2 separate regions of the Mus musculus genome follow, and region 1 is linked to region 2. Evidence: chromatin contacts called from ENCODE Hi-C or POLR2A ChIA-PET data. All regions are on one chromosome and are shown on one strand. The core of a region is the stretch at or near the end of the contact, and the rest is flanking DNA. Distances in the headings are between cores, read along the strand shown.

Region 1 (3,985 bases), core at 1,228-3,727, 42 kb before region 2:
TATAATGTGTGTGTAATGTGTATGTAATATGTGTGTATGTGTATAATGTGTATGTATATGTGTGTGTGTAATGTGCATGTGTGTATGTGTATAATGTGTGTATGTGTGGTGTCCTCAGAGGCCGGAGGGAGGATAGGGTGGGTGTCAGATGGAATGGAGTTGCAGTTGTGAAGATGCTAGGAACCAAACTCAGATCCTCTGCAAGAGCGGTAAGCCCTTACCTGCTGAGCCACCTCTTTAGCCTGATACACTACATTCTCTGTACTTAACAGCAGCACTCAGAGCTCTTCCCGTCAGCATACATCCTGGTCAAGAACCTTAATGCGTCCTATTGTGAGGCTATTACATGACCTTATTTAAGAGTCCCTTGTTGATGGACATTTGAGTTCTTTCCAACCTTTTGCTAAAATAAACAATACTACAATGAATATTCAATGAATATGCCTCATTTTATATGTATCAGCATATATCTGAAGGGTAGTCCTAGAAATGGGATCATAGGGTTAAGTAATGAACATTGTAAAGTGCACTCCCTTGAGGCTCCCCTAATTCATACTTCAGCCAACAGTAAGTGCCTATTCTTCAAATCAGACTCCAGCGTTTGGTTTTCTCTCAGGGTCTTATTATATAGCCTAGGCAGGCCTGGAACTTGCTACATAGTAGACTGTGGATCTGTGATCCCACTACCTTACCCTTCCAAGTATTTTGATTATAGGGAAGGACCACCACGCCAGGCTATATTATCAGTCTGGAACCGGCTATTAGTAGAGGGTCAGACAGGGTTAGACAGCTTATTGGTCCATCCTTAGAATACAGATGGTGGCTCAGCACCCGTACGCAGTGATGGAGGGGATTCCCACACCTAAACATCTACACGAATAAAACATTCCCCAACCTGTAAGGAACACAGATTTCAATACATATACACAGCCTTGTAGAGATAAGGAAAATAATTAGGAGAGATGAGTTGGATGTGGTGACGTGTCACCAGCACTAGACAGGCTGCTGAGGCAGGAGGGCTGTTGAGAGACTCCGAAAAGAAAGGTGGGGGAAGGAGAAAGAGACAAACAGAGAAAAGAAATTTAAAAAAGAGAAAAAAGAAAAAGAATACACCATTAAGAGTGGATTGAGAGGAACACAGTTCTCTCTACTGCTGATGACCGATTCAGTCAGAAGGGCAGCACACTGGTTTAGGCTAATTGTTCATTTCCCTAAGTTTGGGACCACAGGGTTAACAATATCACAAAACAGCTCTGAGTAGGTCCCTTAGGCAGCTAGGGGAAGGCAAAGGACAGTATCACATGTGGAATCTAGAAGGCTTACGTTTGAGTCCTGTCTCTACGTGACCTTTACAGTCTTTCACTATAACCTTGGGCAAGACACAAGTTTTCTGAGTCCCAGTTTCCTCCTTCACAGAGAAAGGTGAATGGATTGTTGAACTGAGTGGCGACTATTTGCACCGCACAGTGTCCTGAACAAGACAGTCCAGAAAGTCTGGTGCTGAGGATTGATAGCTACTACATTGGGGGTGGGGGGAAGGGTTACTTATTTCAAATAACGATCTTTCGAGCATTCTCCTGGAACCCGGAGTTTGTCAATGTCAGTAAGTTTTATGAGGCGGATTTACAGTAGAAGCTGATTGAAGATCCTGACAGGGAGGAAGTATGCTGAAGGAGCAACAGGGAGAACATTCTATTTCCACAGGGTCTCGCTACCTCTGCCACCCTCCGTGGGAGACGTATTCCTAAGATTGCTAGGACACAAAGCCCCTGATGTCACTCAGAGTCCAACCTGTGTTCTTTTCTGCTTGGCAGGACGCCGTCAGTATGAGTTCAGCTTGACTCCTAGGACTCCTAGGAGAGACATCCAGCAATCACATTAACAAGCAACCTAGGACAAGCTGCTGAGAGGAGCGGAAGGGTTGAGCGGAGAGCACCGGGTTGGAAGGAAGCCTGCACGTACATCCCGGGGCCTTCCCAGGAGCAACTGGATCAAGCCGGTCCCAAAGAGCAGGACCTACTGCGGGAGGGGCAGTCACCGCCTCCCAGTGCGGGTGTCCTGGAGCTCCTGGTTGCCTGCGCCCGTCCCACGGCTCCCAGGTAGAGAGGCACCTGCTCCAGAGTTGCCCTCCCGGCCGCGAGGAGTCAGCCCTGTCCGTCCCGCCGGACGCCCTCTCCCAGCGGCACACCCCCCGGCCCTCCCCGACCCGCCCGGCTCACCTGAGTGAGCTGCCGGGAGTCCCGCCGCGACCCCGACCGCCACGCGCGCCTCTGCCCCACAGTGGCTCTCCCCGAGTGCGGAGAGGCCCCCGGGTCTCCGCTCCCCCGCTGCAGGGGTCGCGGTGGGCGTGGCGGGCCGAGGTCGGAGCCTGGAAGGTCCCCGGAGCTCCGCACAAAGCCCGCCCCAGCGCTGGGAGCAGCGCCGCGCCGGCTGTGTCCGCACCGCGCTCGCTCGGCGGGCAGCTCGCGGCCAGGCACAGGAAATGACCTCAGCAGCCGCAGCCTCCCACCGCGGGGCGCGGCCGGGGCCGCCTGGAGGGCTGGCTGCGCGCTGCGACCCCCAGACAGCGTGGGATCCCCGGCGGGATGCTCACCAGACTGGACCCTCCCTCCGCGGAAGGAGGTCCCAGCGAGTGTCTAGCCACCTGTAGGAAAGTCCCACCTGGTTACTGGGAGCGAGCAGTCTGCACAACTGATTTGGAGTTGAGAGAGAGAGAAGGGGGAGCGAGTCACTACAGCTCTAGGAGAACCTGTTTGTTTGTGTTTGTCTTGCTTATTTTAAAGGCGACAGCCAGGGAGCCAGAAGGGCAAGGAGCCCTGGTTTGCAATACCTAACTCACACAATAACAATTATACACCCAGAGGGAGTGGGACACTAGATGTTTGGTTAGGGGACTAGATGTTTGGTTAGGGGATGGGGCTGAGGAAGATGCAAATGAAATGTAGTTAGGAAGGAGCTTCTTCTAAGTGGGCGGCGGAACTCATGAAGGAGGTCCTGGGTTTAATTCCCAGCACACAAAATGAATGAAAGAAAGAAAGAAAGAAAGAAAGAAAGAAAGAAAGAAAGAAAGAAAGGAAGGAAGGAAGGAAGGAAGGAAGGAAGGAAGGAAGGAAGGAAGGAAGGAAGGAAGGAAGGAAAGAAAAGGGGAGGGGAGGGGAGGGGAGGGGAAAACAAAAGCTGCCTTTCCCAATTCCATAAACTGAACAGAAACAAAACACCCCGGGGCCTAGAATATTCACTCCAAGCACTCACCGAGAAAAATCCCCAGCCCCACCCCAGGTTTAAATCTGAATCTGGGGGTGGGAAGGGAGAGGGGAATTGCCCACGGAGCAAACCTCCTTAGGCATTCTCATGCACGGTTTTGAAAGCTCAGGAACTAAGGAAGGCAGTTAAATTGGGTGGGTGGGACTCCAAGTGACTTTATAGGCAAGACCTCTGGGTTTTGTGAAGGGGTGACACTTCCATACACTTTGAATAGGCAATCTTGAGCATGATATGAATTTCAAATTCAGAGGGCTAATAGTGGACACTAAGACTTTATCCGTTTTTGGCAGATCACCCCTACCCAAATGCAACTATTGTCATTATATATATTATGTATATGCATATTCATATATGTATTTATATGCATCTGTCTATATCCATATATATATGTATTTACAAACACCTTTTTTTTTAATTAATTAATTTATTTATTTATTTATTTTTTTTGAGACAGGGTTTCTCTGTGTAGCCCTGGCTGTCCTGGAACTCACTTTGTAGACCAGGCTGGCCTCGAACTCAGAAATCCGCCTGCCTCTGCCTCCCAAGTGCTGGGATTAAAGGCGTGCGCCACCACGCCCGGCTACAAACACCTTTTAATGCTAATTAAGCAGCCCTTCTTTTCACTCCCTCCCCGCCCCCCTTGAGATAGGATCACAGCAAGTATCTCCCTGGCTGATCTGTAACCCACCTTGTAGATCAGCCTGGCCTTGAACTCACAGAG
Region 2 (3,653 bases), core at 641-3,140:
GTCGCGTTCTTATGCCTGGAGGGGCTGTCTCTTCCTCCTTCCAGGACTGCTTTCATGTCTGTTCTACTCCAATCCCCAACTAGCCCCTGTGTGTTTACAGGTATTTCTGATTAGCCTAAAGGGTGGGAGTTCAAATCTCTCTAGGGCCAGGTGGGCCATTCTGAAGGCATGGCCTTGGGGAAGAGCCAGGCTGTGCTGAGCCTGGACTCATTGAGTCATGGCTTCTCCACACTATTTTCCTCATCCTCCCATCAGTAGAAGCTGACTTGTCCTTCATGCAAATGACATAAAAGATTACTCAGCTTAATTGCACACAGTGGGGTATTAAAGGAGGCCTCTCTTTGGCCTACCAAGACAAGCCTTGAACCTCCTAAAAGGTAAGAAGCCTGTGGATTGTCAATGTTGTGACCTCACAGGACAGTTCAACCAGCACTGGAACCCGGGAGAAATAGGTGCCTTTAAGAGTTTGGGGGGTCAGAAGGATTGTGGTGGACTCTTTCCAGAGAGAATAATTTTTTTTTCATCCATGAGAGCAAAATCTTTTGAGAGAGCACTGAAGAACAGATGGGTAAACAAAGATGAGAGACAGAGCCATTCCAGGTGGAGTCGGGGGTAGAAATTCTGAACAGACTCCAAGAGGCTAGAGCATGTATGTGTTTGAGAGACAGCCAGGTATGGGCAGCCCTGATGAGACCTGGGTTGGTATAACAGACAGGGGCTACTGCTTTTTACTTTGTTCAACAAAATCTTATTAAGTACTCGTACCATGCTAGGCATTTTAAAGTAGCTTCTGGGGCCAATGAAATGGCTCAGTAGGTAAAGGCACTTGCTACCAAGCCTGATGACCGGAGTTCAAGCCCAGTGAGCCACACCGTGGGGGAGAGAGCCAACTCCTACTTATCATGTTTTAAGTCATTTCATTCCTGTTGTCTTTGCTGGTTCAGTTTTGCAGGAATCCAGTGTGCTCCTTGCCTCTCATCTTCACATTTTCAGGTCACATCTCTTAAGTATGGACCCTGCAAAGTGCCCCTCCAGTGGAGCAGAGACTCTGCAGCCCAGCCCTGGTATCATGATCTGGAGACAGTCCCCTATAACCACCTAGGGTCTCACTTATATAGGGGAGGCAATGACAGTCTCTAACACATAGGATTTGGGTAAGCGCTGAGTGAGATAATGCATGGAATGGTGTCCATTGCATGTGCTGTGTGAATGTCAGCTGTCATTATTGCTATTTCATTGTTCTCTTGGGAGGGCGGCATTCGCCTCAACTTATTCTCACCTGACTTCTGTCTTCAGGAAGGCCTTGTGATTCCTTCTTGTTTTCTGGTGCTGTCTCAGCTTAATTGTTCCTAGGAAATGTCTTGTCTGTCATTCTCAGGCTCTGAGGAGGCACATGCCTGCCCTTGGCCTCCAGCCCCGATGTAGCTCTGCACCTCCCTCGGGGTTGTTTTCTCCCTGTGCGCATGTGTGTTATTATCTGTAACAGATACACAGAGGAATAGAGTGTCACATGCATCAGCTCACCCAGCAGCCTGGCCCAGGGCAGGACTTGCCACCAGGTCTGAGTCACCCAATATCGCTGTGCCACAGGCGGGACTAGGAGTCCTCGGCTTCCTAGACTGGCTTGAGGCTCCCTTAATGAGTGTAATGGGTCCTCTGTTTCCTTTGTCAAAAGGAATGTTAATTATTTTCAGCAGTCTAATTATATGGCTAATGAGAGACTGACTGAGATAACATTGCCTTTAATTACTCTTGCCTAACTGCTGTTTGGAGCCATAATTTGAGCGTGTTGCAAGGCTGGGTGCCTGCTCAGTAGATGGAGCTGTCCAGCAAGAAGCCGAGGGAGGGGCCAGGATCGCTGAACTCATGGGTCGTCATGAAGGTGCCTGAGGTGGCTGCTGTCTGCTTTGCCAAGTGGCTGGCAGCCTTTCCTGGGTGCCATCGCTTAAATGAAATGGGCCAGATGGAATCAGGCGGAGAGCAAGCAGGGAATTCATAGTTCCACCAGTGAGCCGTCGCTCTTCCATCCATACCCTTCACCCCAGTATACCTGCCCTTCAGGCTGCTTTTGGCCAAAGTTCCTCATTCTTGGAGAACACATACTTCAAGTGCTGTCTAGAACATGGGAATACAGAGATAAGGAGCCTGTGGTCCAGAAAGCTTCCTTAAATAAATTTGCATTATACCCAGGATAAATATCGCATGTTTGTCTTCTGACCTCTACCAATGTCACAGTACTGTGGCCTTCCTGTGGTTATGGTATGGTGCCTTTCAACCTTGATTGGCAGATCCTGGGCCTATAGGTAATGTCCAGTAGCTCATAAGGAACTGTTGTCAACTTGAAGCGGCTCATTGCTATAGGAAAATCAAGTCATCTTAGACTCTCCCCCTTATATCTCTATCTTTCTTTTTTCTTTTTTTTCTAGATTTATTTATTTATTATATGTAAGTACACTGTAGCTGTCTTCAGACACACCAGAAGAGGGCGTCAGATCTCGTTACGGATGGTTGTGAGCCACCATGTGGTTGCTGGGATTTGAACTCTGGACCTTTGGAAGAGCAGTCGGGTGCTCTTACCCACTGAGCCATCTCACCAGCCCCCTATCTCTATCTTTCATGTGGGGTATGGGATGGGTAGGTACTAGTAGAGACCTTGGCCTCCAAATTTTTAGGTGTGGACTTAAGCAAGTTTCTTAACCTCTTTGAGCTTCATCTTCCTAAATAAGTTGGTTGGTCTGTGTGCATCTCATAGACTTGTGTGGAGTCAGATGAATTAGCCTACTGGAAGCTGTCTAGCACAGAAAAAAAATCAAGAAATGATTTTCAACCTTCAAAGCATTACTGATAGTCTGAGCTATAGCATGAACCAAAGGCCGACCTTATTCCTCAATAACCACAACTGTCTCCTGGTCACTTGCGTAGAAGTCACTTTACATACCATAGATAGTAACTTCTATGAAAGGTTACCCTCCCTTCATTTCAAATGCTAGCCTTGGCCACCGTGACCTCTTTCTGATTTGGTGAGAGAACACAGATACCTGCTCTGAAGGCACAAGATACCTGGGATCAACAGAATGGAACTCAGGGTTAGCAAATCTAGAGTAGTACTAGTCAATGGCATGTCCTGTGACAGCAGAAATATTCCATATCTGCTATCCAATATGGCAGACAAGGGCAATATTTAGCTTCAAGTACTTGCAATTCGGGTAGTTTACCTTAGAGATAAGTTTTCAATTTCATTCACTTTTACTTTTTGGTTTCTCGAGACAGGGTTTCTCTGTATAGCCCTGGCTGTCCTGGAACTCACTCTGTAGACCAGGCTGTCCTCGAACTCAGAAATCCACCTGCCTCTGAGTTCCAAGTGCTGGATTAAAGGCGTGCCCCACCACCACCCAGCTCACTTTTATCTATTAACACTTAAATAATCTCACATGTCCAGCGGCTACCCAATTACATGGTATATTTTTGGAATTTTGAGAAAAAAAGAATTTGTGCACTTCCTGTTCTTGGCATGTTCTTTATTCCTGGTCCACATGAGTGCTGTTTACAGGAGATGGGCAAGATTTGCTAGGTTGCTGGCAAAGGGAAGGTAAATTTTCCTTTCTACCAATTAAGGTTTGGACAATGACCAGGAGGGAGGCTTACATTAGCCA

The links. A loop is a pair of places that touch in the nucleus more often than their neighbours do. ChIA-PET counts read pairs that join two places held with the same protein, here RNA polymerase II (POLR2A).
Region 1: a loop to region 2 is called in a map of heart, with 2.0 times the contacts of the local background. The contact joins the promoter of Plekhh1 here to the enhancer-like site in region 2. A Hi-C loop is called at or near these places in 1 of 37 maps with a recorded cell type or tissue (heart). POLR2A ChIA-PET finds 5 or more read pairs at or near these places in 3 of 5 experiments (Patski and embryonic stem cell).

What each region holds. Positions count from the first base shown.
Region 1 is chr12:79,027,655-79,031,639 of GRCm38, reverse strand. Plekhh1 (pleckstrin homology domain containing, family H (with MyTH4 domain) member 1) reads right to left here and starts at 2,477. Exons shown (of 29, transcript NM_181073.3): 1 at 2,220-2,477.
Region 2 is chr12:78,985,885-78,989,537 of GRCm38, reverse strand. All of the region lies in intron 1 of Tmem229b (transmembrane protein 229B), which reads left to right. Among named protein-coding and RNA genes, the nearest start is that of Tmem229b, 20 kb to the left of the region's middle. Within about 2 kb of position 1,890, at least 1 of the 3 ENCODE cell types and tissues checked has a DNase peak (open chromatin) inside an H3K27ac peak, as active enhancers do.